3 separate regions of the Homo sapiens genome follow, and all the other regions are linked to region 3. A link is a loop called in an ENCODE intact Hi-C map of the cell type or tissue named here. Cell type or tissue: heart right ventricle. All regions are shown on one strand. Links, peaks and the distances in the headings refer to the core of each region. The heading gives the core; the rest is flanking DNA.

The links. A loop is a pair of places that touch in the nucleus more often than their neighbours do. Peaks named below come from ENCODE experiments on the same cell type or tissue, not always from the same donor. Only the 100,000 strongest peaks of a DNase experiment are listed, where the experiment ranks them.
Region 1: a loop joins it to region 3, with 2.3 times the contacts of the local background. A loop is called at or near these places in 12 of 110 quality-filtered maps.
Region 2: a loop joins it to region 3, with 3 times the contacts of the local background. A loop is called at or near these places in 45 of 110 quality-filtered maps.

What each region holds. Positions count from the first base shown.
Region 1 is chr7:151,624,036-151,629,430 of GRCh38, reverse strand. The region is part of intron 5 of PRKAG2 (protein kinase AMP-activated non-catalytic subunit gamma 2); the gene reads left to right. Among named protein-coding and RNA genes, the nearest start is that of RHEB, 110 kb to the right of the region's middle. In heart right ventricle, for the core only: a CTCF peak has its summit at 2,830 (motif pointing left); DNase peaks (open chromatin) are centred at 2,810 and 4,710; H3K27ac peaks cover 967 bases.
Region 2 is chr7:151,751,805-151,757,199 of GRCh38, reverse strand. The region is part of intron 3 of PRKAG2 (protein kinase AMP-activated non-catalytic subunit gamma 2); the gene reads left to right. Among named protein-coding and RNA genes, the nearest start is that of PRKAG2-AS2, 52 kb to the left of the region's middle. RefSeq lists enhancers at 1-337, 1,526-2,307, 573-4,253, 3,874-4,657. In heart right ventricle, for the core only: a CTCF peak has its summit at 2,931 (motif pointing left); DNase peaks (open chromatin) are centred at 1,744, 2,075 and 2,859; H3K27ac peaks cover 3,112 bases.
Region 3 is chr7:151,457,576-151,462,970 of GRCh38, reverse strand. No RefSeq gene overlaps it. Among named protein-coding and RNA genes, the nearest start is that of CRYGN, 20 kb to the right of the region's middle. RefSeq lists enhancers at 98-649, 1,750-2,417, 3,755-4,423, 5,148-5,395. In heart right ventricle, for the core only: a CTCF peak has its summit at 2,708; DNase peaks (open chromatin) are centred at 2,280, 2,870 and 3,090; H3K4me3 peaks cover 1,347 bases; H3K27ac peaks cover 2,849 bases.

The sequences.
Region 1 (5,395 bases), core at 86-5,085, 170 kb before region 3:
CAGGTGCAGACTTCTCTTACTCCGCAGGCTCAGTGCCCCTCCCTCTCTGTGCATAAGAATAGCCACAGATCTTTTTGAAAGGCAGATTCCAGTTCTCTAGGTCTGGGGTGGGACTTGCCTAGCACAGGGGCCGCTCCTGCTGCCGGTTCACAGACCCCTCTTGGAATAACAGGACATGGGCCGGCCAACTTTTTCTGTAAAGGGTCAGATAGTAAATATTTTAGCCTTTGCGGGTGTTATGGTCTCAGTTTCTGTCACAACCACTCAATTTGCCCTTGTAGCAAGAAAGCAGAAAGCAGCTAACACAATCCAAGGGGCGGGGCTCGGCTCCAGTAAAACTTCTTTACCAAAACCCAGATTTGGCCCTCAGGCATAGTGTGCCAGCCCCCTGCTCTGTGTCTCCCTCACTGTGCCTGTGCCTTAGGGGGTGGCACGTGATGAGGGCTGCATGCTTTCCATGCCACACCGATCTTAGTAAGACTTCAAGGCTCAGCTCAAGTCTCATCTGGTCTCCGAGGCCTTCTCTGAATACCCTCTGTACTTCTCTGGCATTCACCTTTCTCTCCCCCGTGCCTGCTACCACAGCTGGCACATAGCAAGTTCTCAGCAGTGCTTTGGATCTCAATGATTTCATTAAGTGTTTGTAGTTACTTTGTGGGCATATTGGGGGAGGAAATGATTTTGTGTATGAGAAGCCTTGCCCATAGCAATTTTTCCCTCCCTCCCTCCCTCAGGGTCTCACTCTTACCTGGGGTGAAGTACAGTGATGCGATCTCAGCTCACTGCAGCCTCAACCTCCTGGGCTCAAGTGGTGCTTCCGCCTCCCAAGTAGCTGGGACTACAGGCGCATGCCACCATGCCTGGCTAATTTTTGTACTTTAGTAGAGATGGGGTTTCACTATGATGGCCAAGCTGGTCTCAAACTCCTGGGCTCAAGTGATCTGCCGGCTGCAGTCTCCCTAACTACTGGGACCTACAGGCATGAACCACGGTGCCCAGCCAGCAATCCCTTTCTGTGTTTGCTTTTTACATTTGTAATTGTTACACCGACCACGTCTTTGCTGTGTTTGTGTTTATCTATATTAACTGCCTTGAACTAACTTACTGGCCAGGACCAAGCACAAAGTACTTTGTAAGCACCTAAACACAACTCATGAATGCTTTTTGAAGTAGGTAATTATTCAGCAGTTTTATCCGTGATTAATAAACCTGCTCTACTCTGGTACCACTTCATGAAGTCTGCAGCCTCTTTAGAGCGGTCCGCATTCTCTCCCAGCTGCCGGAGGAGCTGGGCTCTTTCAAGTTTTTGATAACTTGCTGTGGTGATTTTACCCGCTTCTTAGCAGAGAGTGTCTTGCCAGACTGACTGTCTCTCCTCTTCCTCCTCATTTGCCGCTTATTTCATCCCAGTTCAGCCATTCTGTCCTATTCTTCTTCACTTGCAAAGATTTTCCAAAGTAGAATCCAGGCCGGGCGTGGCGGCTCACCATTGTAATCCCAGCACTTTGGGAGGCAGAGGCAGGAAGATTGCTTAAGGCCAGGAGTTCAAGACCAGCCTGGGAAACATGGTGAGACCCCGTCTTTATAAAAAATTTTAAAAATTAGCTAGGCATGGTGGTGCACGCCTGTGGTTCCGGCTACTTGGGAGGCTGAGGTGGGAGGATCACCCGAGCGCATGTGGTTGCACCACTGTACTTCAGCCTGGAGTAATTTCATGTCTCCAAAAAACAAAAACAAAATGACAACAACGAAATAGAATCTTCTTTCCAGAACGTGCCTCAATCTTGCTTTATTTTTCTCTCTTTTTATTTTTGTCTCGCTCTGTTGCCCAGGCTGGAGTGCAGTGGTACAATCTCGGTTCACGGCAACCTCTGCCTCCCAGGCTCAAGTAATTCTCATGCCTCAGCCTCCTGAGTAGCTAGGATTACAGGCATGCACCAGCATGCCTGGCTAATTTTTGTATTTTTAGTAGAGATGGGGTTTCACCATGGTGCCCAGGCTGGTCTCGAACTCCTGGCCTCAAGCGATCTGCCTGCCTCGGCCTCCCAAAGTGCTGGGATTATAGGTGTGAGCCACTGCACCCAGCCAATCTTGCTTGTTTCTAGCAAAACTGGTCAGCCTCACCTACAGTGATCAAAATAGGTAAAAGTAGGGGCCACTTTTCGTAGGAGGGAAAGAAAGCATTGTCTTTCAGTGAGGCATCTCGGGATTCAGGCCCAGATCTGTGATGAAGGGCCTGTATTTCCTTGGACAACCCGTGAGGCCTCTCCGGGCTTTGTTTTGTTGTTATTGCTGTCGTTAAGAGTTTTCTCTATAAAACCAGGGGGCCGGCACTTGGTGATCTTTTGCTTTTTCTCTCTCGCTTAAAAATCAGACCCCAAAGCAACCAATAATCACTCTTTACAAATAAACAAAACAAAAATGTGTGTTCACTCAAAACTCATTCATTCTCAACTGGAGTGAGTAACACCCTGAGTAAGTGAAGATCGGTTCTTGTTGGGAGACAAAAAAATTGCAGCTGTTACAGTGGATTTTGGCCACCCAAAGGGCCACGGCACATGAACAAATACACAGTATATCTGTGCTATTAAAATGTCGTGGGGGTAGGACAGTTGGGGGAGAATGTATAAAAAAGACTCAGGGAGGGGAGTATAATGAAAACAAGGCTTAGAAGCTGCTGGAACTTGCTTAAGGGAGAATTGCCTCCCTGTGTATTTGTGGTCATCTATTGAATTATTCCCTTGTCCCTTGACTCTCACAGCCAAGCGTCAACTTGCAGGTTTCTTGACTCTACTGCGGGGCACTGACCTCTGCTGGTGGAGATATCAAAGTGGCAGGTGTGTGGGCACAGTCTGGTACTTGTCGATCATTACTTAGGGCACGAGAAGGCTCGGGTGATTATCTGCTTTCCAAACTCTACCCTTCCCTGCTGAGTTCACACACTCCTCGTAGATAAGAGACTTATTGTTTCTGGATTATGAGTAGTTACAATTGTATGAAATCCCTGTAATTAAAGTTGTTCCTCTGGAGCTGGCGCCATATGTAACATATTGCCCTATTCTGTAGGGTCTAGGTACACATTTCAGTATCTCTGAAGTCAGGACGTGACTTCACATTTGGTGGTGTCTCCGACTTGGTGAGGTAGGGTTGTTGTCTTGGAGTAGATAGAGGTTTTGTCACCGGAAGATCCCTGACTAGTTTAAGCAGAGGACAATGCTGGGAGGATTCGGGGGTATTGGTAAGTGGGACTCGTCACCAGTCTTCGCAAGTAACTGGAACCAGCTGGAAAGTCATCAGGGCCCAGGGCATTGAGCACCTCTGGCCATTGCTCTAGGGCCATGTGACCTCCCATCTCAGAACTTTCTCTGCTTCCTGGTGGATGTGTTGAAGAATGGCCTCTTGGCCCTACAGCTGTTCAGCTCCAACCCCACAGCCAGCTGTGCTGAGTCCTTACCCATGCTTCGGACCCCTGTGATATAACTCACATCCCATACGATTCCCCTCCCTCCTGGAGCACTGGATATGGGCTTCTCGCTGCCCTGTCTGAGGCCTACATCTCATCCTGTGCCTTCAGCCTGGAGGTCGTGCCCTCCTCCACGGCTCAGATTCCCCTGACACTGATCTCTCTGTGCCCATCTCCTTCCTTCCCCTTCCTTCTTCGGTTTGTTTTCTTTCTTTTTAACCAGCCTGATTCCATAAATGCCCGCATCCTCCCAGCTGTTTTAACAGGAAAGCTGCTTGACTCCAGGTCCAAGAGAACAGCTCCTTGCTGCTGCTTCCGGCTTGTTCACCTCTCTCCCTCACTCCCGGCCAGTGTCATCTTCCTATGGACCGTTCCAGCAGCCAAGCTCTCCCAGCACCTGCTCTGCCCCCTCCAATTAATTTGCCATGCTGCTGTTGGAGATATTTCCTTCAAACATATTTCTAATCCCATCGCTTTCATTTCTAAAGCCTCCGGTACTTTTCCTTTGCCTGTAGGAGTCCGCACTTCCCGGCACGCCCTCCTTGCCCCCTTCTCCTCCCTCCCCAGCCTCACCTGGTGCCTCTTTCCTCCCTGCATTTCCCTCCAGCTACTCTGGCCTTCATCAGCTTCCTCAAACTGCCTTGCTCCTCCAGGCCTGCCAGACTTTACACAGACAGCTCCTGCTCCTTGAATCATTCCTTCCTCTCCTTTGGCCACCTGCTCGTTTTCTCCAAGTCTCAGGTTAGATGTCGCTTCCTCAGGGAAGCCTTCCCAGAAGCCCCGATGAAGACTTCCCATGCTATCTCATGATCCCTCACAATTGATAGGTGCTGTTAGGGGGACGCACTTCTTTGTGTTTCCCAGTAGCCCCTCCCATTTATTTGCCATTACATTGTAAGCTCTGTGAGGATGGAGACTGAAATCTTAATATTTGCCAGGTCTTGAGGCCACTGGGATGAGTGAAACTTGGTTTTCAGTAAACATTTGTCACACAAATGAACGTATGTATTTTGGAGCTTATGCTTTTACTGTGGCACCTAGGCTTGCCATACTTCAGGTGGTCAATGTTATTTCTTACAAAGACATAAGGCATTTCTATTTGAGGCATTGGAGAAATGAGAGGAATTGCATTTGCCATGTTGATGGTGCGCTAATCAAAGAGCAGTGAGGGCGGAGCAACGGAGGAAGTGAAATGACTGAGTGAACCCTGGAGGTGTGAAAGGCTTCTCCACCCGACGGTGGGTGACATCAGGGCTTGTGACGTTTGCAGTTGAATAACTGAAGGCAGTAGCAAGTGGGTAGAGTGGGATGGCTCGCCTGCGGAATCTGGCATCCGAGGAAATCGCCTTGACACCTTCCTTTCATGGCCGTGATTACACTTGTGCTAAGGTTAGGGGGAACAGAGCCAGGTTCATCTCTGATATGAAAAGGGAAGAGCGATTTTGGGGGAAGGGAACTAGTCTGGGAACCTTTTGGCTAAATTTTAGTCACTTTTTAATCTGTTTAATATGCTGCCACGGCCGGGTGCTGTGGCTCACCCCGTAATCCCAGCACTTTGGGAGGCCAAGGTGGATGGATCATTTGAGTCCAGGAGTTCGAGATCGGCCTGGGCAACATGGCGAAACCCTCTCTCTATAAAAATAAATAAATAATACAGAAAATTAGCCAGACATGGGAGGTGAGTCCCATGCCTCCTGAGTCCAGGAGGTTGAGGCTGTGCTGAACCATGAGGGCATCACTGCATTCTAGCTGGGGCAACAGAGCAAGACCTTATCTGAAAAAAAAAATATATATATATGTACACACACACACACACACACACACACACACGCTGCCTTCTGTCCCACTTGGAGCTGTTTCCCATGTATCTGAATTTATATAACATCAATGAGGTTTCTGAACATCATGCTAACTGATTCATTTTATTTTAGG
Region 2 (5,395 bases), core at 279-5,278, 290 kb before region 3:
GCTTTTAAGACTTTAATTTAGAGCCTCTGAGTCTTGCATTTCCATCCCAAGGGCTCCCGGGGCTGAGGAGCACCCCACTCCAGCTTGCCCCGCAGAACAAACGCCAGGCAGTGGTTCAGCGAGTGAGCATCAATAGGGCCATTGTCCCTAAATATAGAGCAAGACCAAAAACCGGGGGGTCAGACTCGAGTAATTTTAGGACTCCAGCATTTAGGCCTGAAGCTCACCGCTGGTTACTCCCCCGAATCGCAGCGCTGACCCCGTCTGAATCGTCTCCTGCAGATGGCCCTAGCTCAGCTGTCAGCCCGGGTCCTACCTGGAAGAGGGTTACTCTCCGTACTAAAAGCAGATGGAGTTTAATACACGGACGTCACAGTTCTGATTATGTGGCTGCGTGGTTATAAAGGTGAGGAAAGAGCTGAGACGCCAGACTAGAGTTTGGGAAGCGACCCACCGATGAGTAAGGAAAATCCTTTCCCACCCCAGGTGGGAGAAGGGAAGAGGGCGGCGCTGGGAGCCCTGGCGGGGCTGGAACCAGGAGCTGCAGTTGGTCTGTCTGGCAGGAACGGGAGCCAAAGGGGCTGTAGCTATGGTCAGATGTTGCCCAAGGTGTCTCCCTGTCTCCTGCCCAGCGGGAGCCTGGACACATGGCAGCAGGGGTCAGAGGTCAGCCCCTGCATCCAGGCAGAGTAGGGGTGAGGATTGAGCATGAGAGCAGCGCAGGTACCCGCTCGCCTGGAGGCACCACTGAGTCGTTGCGTGTGCCTGAGCCATGTGCTGAGCGGGGTGCCCGAGATGCACCCACAAATCCATCTAGGGTCCCTCCCAGCATTGCAAGGACAGGAAACCTTTGGTGCCTCAGAGGCAGAGAGGTTCCTGGGGAAGCTCTGGTGGCTCCTACGTTAAAAGGAACCCACACTTCCTTCGTTGCAGTCACGTGTGTGGTGTGTGTTCCTGGGGCATTGCTCACATGACCTGTACGTGAGTCATTTTACTCCTCACTTTCAGGGAGGCCACAGGGGCCTGTGGGACTGTACCGATGGTGCAGAGGCGAGACCTGCTTTGGGGGCAGAGGGACCTGTGGCTGCCGGCATCACTGGTGGTCCAGGGGGAGAGGCCTGAGAAGAGGAGGAGACCAATGGGGGATGGGAGAGGAGGCGGGAGAGGGCAGTGGAAGTATTTGTGTTTGCGCACAGGTAGAGACACTGAGGACTTTTCTCCACTTCCACCTGGGAGGGCCCCGCAGCCTCCTGGAGGAACCTCATGGTGTGCACAGGTGATTTATATCATTAATACCAAAGAACACGAGCAACTGCTAAAGTGAGTTGCTTTAGGCACCGGGGTGAAACTGGGAAGGCTCGTGAGGGGCCGTGGCCCCCGTGAGAGTCCCCTTGCTGCCTTGGAAATGACTCTGCCCAGCAAGGAGAGGAGTCTCTTCAAACAGCAGTTGACAAATGTTTCCTGTAAAAAGCCAGATGGTAAATGTCTTAGACTTCGAAGGCCACGTGGTCTCTTTTGCAACTACGAAGCCATAGACAAAGTATAAACTAATGGTGCAGCTGTGTTCCAATAAGTATTTATAAAAGCAGGTGGCCAGCAGGATTGGGCCATTGGGTAGTAATTTGCCAACTCCTGTTTTTAAAACATAAATCCCATCATGTCATCCCCTGTTCAACCCCTTGACGCCGCCCCAGCACATTTAAATGAAAACTCCAAGCCCCACCACACATGGCCTCTGAGGTCCTCTGAGGTCACCCTGGGCTGGCTCTGACTGTGTCTTGTGCACACCCACCCCCTGTCTTCCTCTGCTCAGGCTCATGTCCCCTAGGCCCTCTGCCTGAAACACCCTGAGATGCTGAGCATGTCCCCTAGGCCCTCTGCTAGAAAACACCCTGGAGCCAGAACACCCTTGAGGCTGTGCTGTGCCGTGCCTCCCAGATTCCCGATTCCTTCAAGAATGAGGAACTCACTCCCAGCTGTGGGTGTGACAGACAGATGGCCCTCAGCTAAGGAGCACCACCTCGCCAGCCTTCAGCCCCTCCCAGAGCCGGCCTACGCCCAATAACCGGCCGATGTACATAAAGGACCAGCCCCCGACCCCCGCTCAGGACAGCTCTGAAGGGGCATCCGGGCTTCAGAACTCTCTGTCGGGGCTTCACGGGGTCTCCATCGCCCCTTTGTCAGGCCCAAGAGCACTCCCTGATGTACATCCAACATGCTCATTTCCATCCCAGAGCCTGCCTCTCAGAGAGCCTGCAGCGACCCTTCCTGCAGATAGACACAGGTGGGGTCCCTTCCTTCAGGTCGCTGCTCCAACTTTCCAATACCACAGTGGCCTTCGGAAGGAAGGGAGGCAGGGGAACTGAGGGGACCGCGAAGGTAGGGCCTGGAGAAGTGCTGGGGAGTGAGGTGCAGCTCGAAGTGCTGGAGAGTGAGGTACTCGAAGTTAGGGCCTGGAGAGGTGGTGGGGAGTCAGGTGCGGCGGAGGGGGTTGGGTGGGCGGGAGAACAGGGACTATATGAAGCCAAAGCCCAGCCTCCCTCAGGGCTGTGCCCTGTGAGTTGTACAAAGGGCCCTGGGTCTGTCCCCAGATGTTGCCATGATCCAGAATTACTGTGAGCTTTACCCTGTACCCGACAAAAAAGATTGACTCTGGCTTGCCCAAGTCTGCCCCTAAGCCCCAGTGCTGGCCCAGCCAACGCGGGCACCCTGGGCCCCCCGCTCACTGGCCACAGCTGGAGCCTTCCGGACCAGGGCAGCTGATGAGGTCTGAATACTGGGGCTGAGCAGACTCCAGAAAAACGTGACTCATCTTGCCTGCCCACAAAGAAAGGAAAAGTATGTGCGGCATCCAAGTTTCCTGAAAAGTTCAGCCAACACATTGCAGAGTTATGTGGCCTGGCATCCCGTGTGGTCCCTGGGGACAGCGCCCTCTGGCGCCAGCCTGGAAGACGTCCCCAGCCAGGGCTGGCCTGCACATCCTGTGTCCAGGCTGTTATTATTTGGGAGAAGCCAACGAAAAATTCCCGGAAGAATCTCCTTGCCCTCAGCGAGTTAGAGTCCTCTAGTTCTCTCAGGGCCTGCTTTGGTGATGCTCCCACCTTCGGAGACAGTAAAAGGCAGCACTAACACATGCTCTTACTTAACACACAGGCCCACTGTAGCTCTTTTTCTTTTTTTCGAGATGCGGTCTTGCTCTGCCTCTCAGGCTGGAGTGCAGTGGTGCGATCACAGTTCACTGCAACTCAAGCGATTCTCCTACCCCAACCTCCTGAGTAGCTGCGACTACAGGTGTGCACCATCATGCCCGGCTAATTTTTAAATATTTTGTAGAGATGGGGTTTTGCCATGTTGCCCAGGCTGGTCTCAAACACCTGGGCTTAAGCGATCCTCCTGCCTTGACCTCCCAAAGTGCTGGGATCATAGGCACAAGCCACTGCTCAGCCTGTATTTCTTAATTCCTTTTTTAAAATAACACTTTAGGGCTGGGCGAGGTGGCTCACGCTTGTAATTCCAGCACTTTGGGAGGCCAAGGTAGTGGATCACTTGAGCCCAGGAGTTCGAGACCAGCCTGAGCAACATGGTGAGACTCTGTCTCTAAAAAAACAATTATTAAATAATAAATAACATTTTATTTTGACAATTTCAAACATAAAGTCACAAAAATAATACAAAGAGTTCTCATATCCTTTTCACCCAGATTGCCCGATGTTAGCATTTCACCAGATCTGCCCATATCTCATTTCTCACGATCTCTCACTGTGTGTTTATATGAATTCTGAACCCCTGAGAGGAATTTGCAGACATCATATCCCTTTACCCCTAAATATTTCAGTGGATGTTTCATAAAAACAGGGTCATTCTCCTAACCACAGTATAATTGTCAAAATCAGGAAATCAGCACAAATATCATGCTATCAGCTAAGCTGCAGGCTTCATTCACATTTTGTGCCTTGTCTCAGGGGCGTCATTTCTTGGAAGAGGAGACCTCCAGCCACGCGTTTTGTTTCGTTGTCCTTTCTCTTCAGTCTCTTCATCTGGAACAGCTCCTCAGTCCTGTCTCATCTGTCACGACCTGAGCACTTTTCAGGAGGACAACGGCCAGTTCTTGTGTCACCTGCCCTTCGACATTTCCTCACCATCAGAGCCAGCCTCCGCCCTCAGGTGGGCACCCACCCATCCGTGGGCTGCCCTGGGCTTCTGCATCCCAGCAGGGTCACCCGATGCGGCCGCGACACCTTTCCGGTGAAGTGGACGCCGGTCACTTGGTGAAGGGGGCGTCTGCCACCATAAAGTTCTCTACTTTAATAAAGGGCTTACTTTCCCCCTTGTCACCAGTCAGGGCTTCAGGGGGACCTACTTTGGGATTGTGTAAATGTCTTCTTTCTCATCAAACTTTCACTTGCTAGTTTTAGGATTGATATGTATTTCTTGCCTGAATTGTTACTATAGTAATTACCAAAAGGCGATTTTCTAAATTTATCATGAATTCTACATTGACTGGTTGGAATGCTACTTTAAAGAACAGGTTTTTCTTCTCTCCCTGTGTGTGTATGTATCTATGGACTCATGGATTTGTATCCTATTCAGTGCCATGTTATTTCTCATTATCAAATATTTTAAAAAATTTTTATTTTAGGTTTGGGGGTCCATGTGAATGTTTGTTACATAGATAAAGATGTGTCATGGGGGTCTGTTGTACATATTATTTCATCACCCACGTATTTCATCATGTATTAGGCTCAGTACCCAATAGTTATCTTTTCCGTTCCTCTCCCTCCTCCCACCCTCTGCCTCTTAAGTAGCCCCCAGTGTTTGTCGTTTCTTTCTTTGTGTTCGTAAGTTCTTATTATTTAGCCCCCACTCATAAGTGAGAACATGCAGCACTTGGTTTTCTGTTCCTGTGTTAGTTTGCTAAGGATGATCGCCTCCAGCTCCATCCATGTTCCCTCAAAAGACGTGATCTCTTTCTTTTTTATGGCTGTGTAATATTCCGCAGCACATATGTACTACATTTTCTTTATCTGGTCTGTCATTGATGGGCATTTAGGTTGATTCCATGTCTTCATTATCAAGTTTTTGATGCTCAAATTGTCCTAGACGTGGCCAGCAGGAGCCTCTCCAGGCGGATCACTGTGTCCTTTGACTTTCCCCATCATATCCCCACCCTGTCCCCATCATGCTGTGGGCACTTCCTGGCTTTCTGGCTGATCTTGTACATTCCTCACCCCAGCCCTGGAATTAGCCATTGCTCTAAAGAGCCCTTGTCACTTTTAGTGGCAAATAGTGTTTACGTGTGCATGTCACTCCTGGGGTGTCATTGCTTCTAGGCCTTCTCAGCAGATGTATTAGAGACAACCTAAACACCCACATAGAAGAGAGTAGTTGGCCAGGT
Region 3 (5,395 bases), core at 289-5,288:
TTACAATTAAAAAATACATTGATGTTGTCTTTTCTACATGCTTATGTGGTTGCCTTTACAGGTGCCCATTATTACTCCTCATTAGGATTCAAGTTACTGTCTAGTGTCCTTTTCTTTCAGCCTGAAGGGCTCCTTTGGTATATCTTCTAGAGCAGGTCTGCCAGCAATGGGTTATCATGGGTTTTGTTTATCTGGGAATGTCTTCTTTATTTTTCAAGGATAGTCTTGTTGGGTATAAAAGTTGGGGGGAGAGTTTTGCTGTCAGCACTTCTACTTACCCAACTTATTCAGGTATTTCATGAGCAGCACTCAGCCTGGAGCCTGCAGGCTCTTGTGTAACCCCAGAAACATAATGGCTTCCCAGGCCCCCTGTGGGCATCTCATTTTCCAGTTTCTGTTAGCTTGTTGTTTGCCCCAGTGTCAACTAAATTGCTGCTGATTGTTTTGATAAACGTCCCCAGGGAGAAAGTGCTGGGTGAGCCTAGCTCAGAGTCAGGTCACAGGCTAGCTTGCAGGTGGAACCACCAGACCAGGCAAATGAGGTCACTGAGCTCCAACCCCAACTTGACCCTTCCTGTGGCTGCTAAGCTGCTGAGTTTTATGGGGATTGCTGCTGTTGCTTTCAAGGCTACCAGGGAGCTCAGGGGCAGAGGTTTGGAGGGCTGTGAATAGGGCCAGTAAAAATGCCACAATGCTCACTGCTCTGAGGTTCAGCCAATTTCCTTCAACACTCCCTGGATTGTTATGAGCCTTTGGTTAATTTCCGGAGCTCTGGAAACGTTTATTTTTTTGGACAGTTTTTGCCAGTGTTCTCATTAGGTTCCTGGGGTCCTTACTGCACAGTTCCTGATGGTGTGGCTGCTGAATGAATGAGCAGAGGCGCCTTTGTAGGGCACCACCTTCTGGACAGGTTCTTTTGAATTTAGCCTGCACCTGTTGCTGTGTGATTAAAATTCCCCACCATGTATACAGTGCATTGTGCTGCCATTTGACCTGTCGTTATTGAGTCCACCTGACACCAGCTCCCAACAAAGAAGGGCTGCTCCTGCTCAGTGCCCTCTGCCATTGTTAATACAAACAGACTGAGATTGCAGCTGTACCCAGAGGTCTGAAAGTCACTCAGATGCCCCAGAATGTGCTGCTGCCTCATAGCAATGCTTGTAGAGGTCTGGGCTCTCAGGGGAATATCTGTAGTGCCTGCAGGCTGCTGCCCCAGTCTAAGAGGTGTGCACACTGCTGCCTTGCCCCTGTGCCAGAGCCTCCTCAGCAGAGCCTGAGGTTCCAGGAGGTGTGTGTGCTCGCAGAAGCCTCTGGATGCTGTGGTTACTCCGGTTGCCCACACTGCCTAGCAATCCTTGAACCAGGATGCCTTCAAAGCATTCCTTGGGAGATTCCAGAACCATTCCACCTCGTTACCCTCCCCCAAGAAGGGGATGTTTTATATAAAGAAAAAAAACAATTTTTGTGTTGCCCATCCTCCCTACCTCAATGACTTCCTAGAGGGCAACAGAATGGCCAGGTGAGAGCTGCTGTGGGGTTAGAACTGGAAAGAATCAGATCTAATTTAACATCCTTGTTTTCAGATCATGGAACCCGAGGTCCAGAGAGGTCAAGGGGCAGCTACTTGATCCCCCACTTAGTCTGTGTTTCCACCACACCACATTGGGACATAGCCCATGAGCCTGTCCACAGGGAACCCCAGTCAGAGCTTCATCCCCAGTCAGGGACAAAGACTTGGAACATTCCGGTCCTGGCCCCCTCTACAGCTAATAAAAACCTTTGGGCAACTCCTTTATATTTTGTGATCTTCTTTTATTTTAAAACTTCCCTTCACCAGGGATCGTTGTCACAGCCAAAAGTATGAAAACCCTGGATGTTTCCAAAGTGCTATAGAAGCACCAAGCCACAGTCCTGAGGACGGGTGTGCTAACCTCAGACTGCCAGCTGGAGCTCTCACCTGGTGTCAGGGTCCCCGTGAGTTTCTGCAGCTTCACGAGTGCCCATGATTGTGTATCTCCAGCAGCAGTCGGTGCTGTGGGTGGCTCCGGAATCCTGCAGTGCTGCCATCTTATTCCTGGGCTACACATCCAAAGCAATACGGAACACCACGACTTACCCCAGCAAACGAGTTTACCAAATCCGAGAAAAAATATTTCATTCCAGTCTGGCCCAAGGCATCAAGAACAGTATGATCTACTAAGAACTACCAACACAGTGATCCGAGGATTGCAGGCCCGCCCTCGTTCTCATGTCCAGCATGCTGAAGGTTGCCTGTGCGGTGTCACTATTGGTCCCCAGAGCTCAGTCCCACACCTGCCCAGCCAGACCCTGTGGCAGCGCAGCAGATTGTGTCCTGGCCAGGGAGGCTGCTGACCTGCCCAGTCAGCTTCTGAGCGGTGGGACCTCAGCTCCTCATCTGCAAAGGAGAGAGTCGCCTGGGAGATGACTCTGAAGGTCCCCCCGGGTCCCACATCTGCCACAATCTAGGAAACAGTCTTGGATTCGTAGTTTCACAAGAAATAGCACAGGATTCGGGAAATATTGTGGCCTCAGCAGCCAAGACCTTTCACCCAGTTCCTCCTACTGCCCAAGAAAGCCCCGGGCAGAGCTGTGCCTCCTGATTTATTCCCTACAAGAACACAACAGCCAGCTGGCAGGCTCCTGCGAGGAGAGAGCCTCTGCCTGCACCGCGTGGCTGCCGCCTGGCGTTCTGTATATCCCTCCACTCCCCTCCTGCTCCCATCATCATCAGATCAGCAAGGAATTCAAGTACATCAGCACAGGACTCTGTGGCTGCCTTACGGGGCGCGGTTGACGAGGGTGATATGTGCTGAACTTTACCCTAAAAGGCTCAAGCAGGAGGACAGCAGGGAGTTACAACTGGAGCAGCGGAAGGTCACATTCCTTAGCTCTGACGTCGGGATTTTTATTATCCCATAACAGAAATCGTTCCAAGGCGCAACCTTTTCTGTGTCTGGGGCATTGTTGTAAAGTTGTAGAATGACAGTAACAGCTCTAAGCCAGCGCAGCCGCCTGGCTCGGCAGTTACCACATATTGGCTTGTATCAGAGTGACCTGGATGGCTCGCTGACACAGGCTGGCTTCCCCCGCACAGTCCCTGATTGCAGAGGCCCCGTCAGGTGCAGGACATCTGCATGTCTTCCAAGTTCCAGGGACGCTGCTGCTGCTGCTGCTGCGAGCTCAGGGGCTGCATTTTGAGAAGCACTGGCTTGGACAATAATGGCACAGGGCTCTTATTGTCCAGATTAGGAGGGAGCACGGGCCGGAGTGACAGGACTGTGGGACCGCAGAGGTGGCCAGGCCACTCACCACCCCCTGGGGACTTGGACTGAGGGGGGCTGTGGGTTGAGTTGCCTCCCGGCAAAAGGCATGTTGAAGTCTTCATTCCCAGTACCTGTGAATGTGACTCTATTTGGAAATAGGGTCATTACCAACGAACAAAGTTAAAGTGAGCACATACTGGATTAGAGCAGACCCTAAACCAATGGCTGGTGTCCTTAGAACAGTGGTCCCCAACCTTTTTGGCACCAGGGACCAGTTTCATGGAAGACAATTTTTCCACGGACTGGAGTTGAGGGGATGGTTTCAGGATGAAACTGTTCCATCTTAGATCATGAGGCATTAGTTAGAGTCTCATCAGGAGCATGCAACCTAGGTCCCTCGCACGCACAGTTCATAATAGGGTTCGTACTCCCATGAGAATCTGAAGCCACCGCTGCTCTGACAGGAGGCAGAGCTCAGCTGGTAATGCTTGCTCGCCCCCTGCTCACCTCCTGCTGTATGGCCCAGTTCCTAACAAGCCACAGACCAGACCAGTCCATGGCCTGGGGGTTGGGATCCCTGCCTTATAAGAAAAATAAATTTGGGGCCGGGCACGGTGGCTCACGCCTGTAATCCCAGCACTTTGGGAGGCCGAGGCGGGCGGATCATGAGGTCAGGAGATCGAGACCATCCTTGCTAACACGGTGAAACCCCGTCTCTACTAAAAATACAAAAAAATTAGCCGGGCGTGGTGGCGGGTGCCTGTAGTCCCAGCTACTCGGGAGGCTGAGGCAGGAGAATGGTGTGAACCCGGGAGGTGGAGCTTGCAGTGAGCCGAGATGGCACCACTGCACTCCAGCCCAGGCAACAGAGTGAGACTCTGTCTCAAAAAAAAAAAAGGAAAAAAAAATGTAGACACAGAGAGGCAGAGACTGGTATACCAAGGACTGCCAGCACTTCCAGGAGCCAGGAGAGGCCTGGAGCAGATTCCCCTCTGAGCCTCCAAGAAGAAACCAACCCCCCAACACCTTGGTTTCAGACTTCCGGCCCCCAGAACAAGAGAATACGTTGCTATTGTTGTAAGCCACCCAGTCTGGGTTACTTTGTTATGGCAGCCCCAGGAGGCAAACAAAAACAGAGGGCTCCTTCAATGTGTGGCTTGCAGTTGTTTCTTGTTTTTGTGTGTGTGTGAGAGAGACAGAGTTTCGCTCTTGTCGCCTGGGCTGGAGTGCAATGGCGTAATCTCAGCTCACTGCAACCTCTGCCTCCTGGGTTCAAGCGATTCTCCTGCCTCAGCCTCCTGAGTAGCTGGGATTACAGGTGCCCACCACCACGCCCAGCTAATTTTTTTGTATTTTTAGTAGAGACGGGGTTTCACCATGTTGGCCAGGCTGGTCTTGAACTCCTGACCTCAGGTGATCCCCCGACTTTGGCTTCCCAAGGTGCTGGGATTACAGGCGTGAGCCACCACGCCCAGCTGTGGCTTGCAATTTTAAGACCAAGAGAGCCCCTGGCAAACTGGGGCAAGAAAGGATAAGGAGCCCAAATGACAGCTAGCCAGAACTTTCATGTCTACAAAGGAGAAAAGTGATGCTCAAAGTTGTGATCTGCCAAGAGTCGCCAGTGATATAGTTTGGATGTGTGTTCCCTCCGAATCACATGCTGAAATGTGATCCCCAAGGTTAGAGGTGGGGCCTGGTAGGAAGTGTTTGGGTCATGGAGGTGGATTCCTTGTGAATGGTTTGATGCTGTTCTCATGTTAATGAGTGAGTTCTCGCTCTGAGTTCATGCAAGACCTGGTTATTAAAAAGAGTCGGGGTTCCCCTCCCAATTCCACCTCTCTTGCTCCCTCTCGCCACATATGCTGGCTCCCCTTCACCTTCTGCCATGATTGGAAGCTTCCTGAAGCCCTCACCAGAAGCAAATGCCAACACTATGCTTCGTGTACAGCCTTCCGAACTGTGAGCCAAATAAACCTCTTTTCTTTGTAAATTACCCAGGCTCAGGTATTCCTTTACAGCAACGCAAATTGACTAATACACAAAATTGGTACTGAGGAGTAGGGTGTTGCTATAAAGATAGATACCTGAAGGTGTGGAAGTGGCTTTGGAGC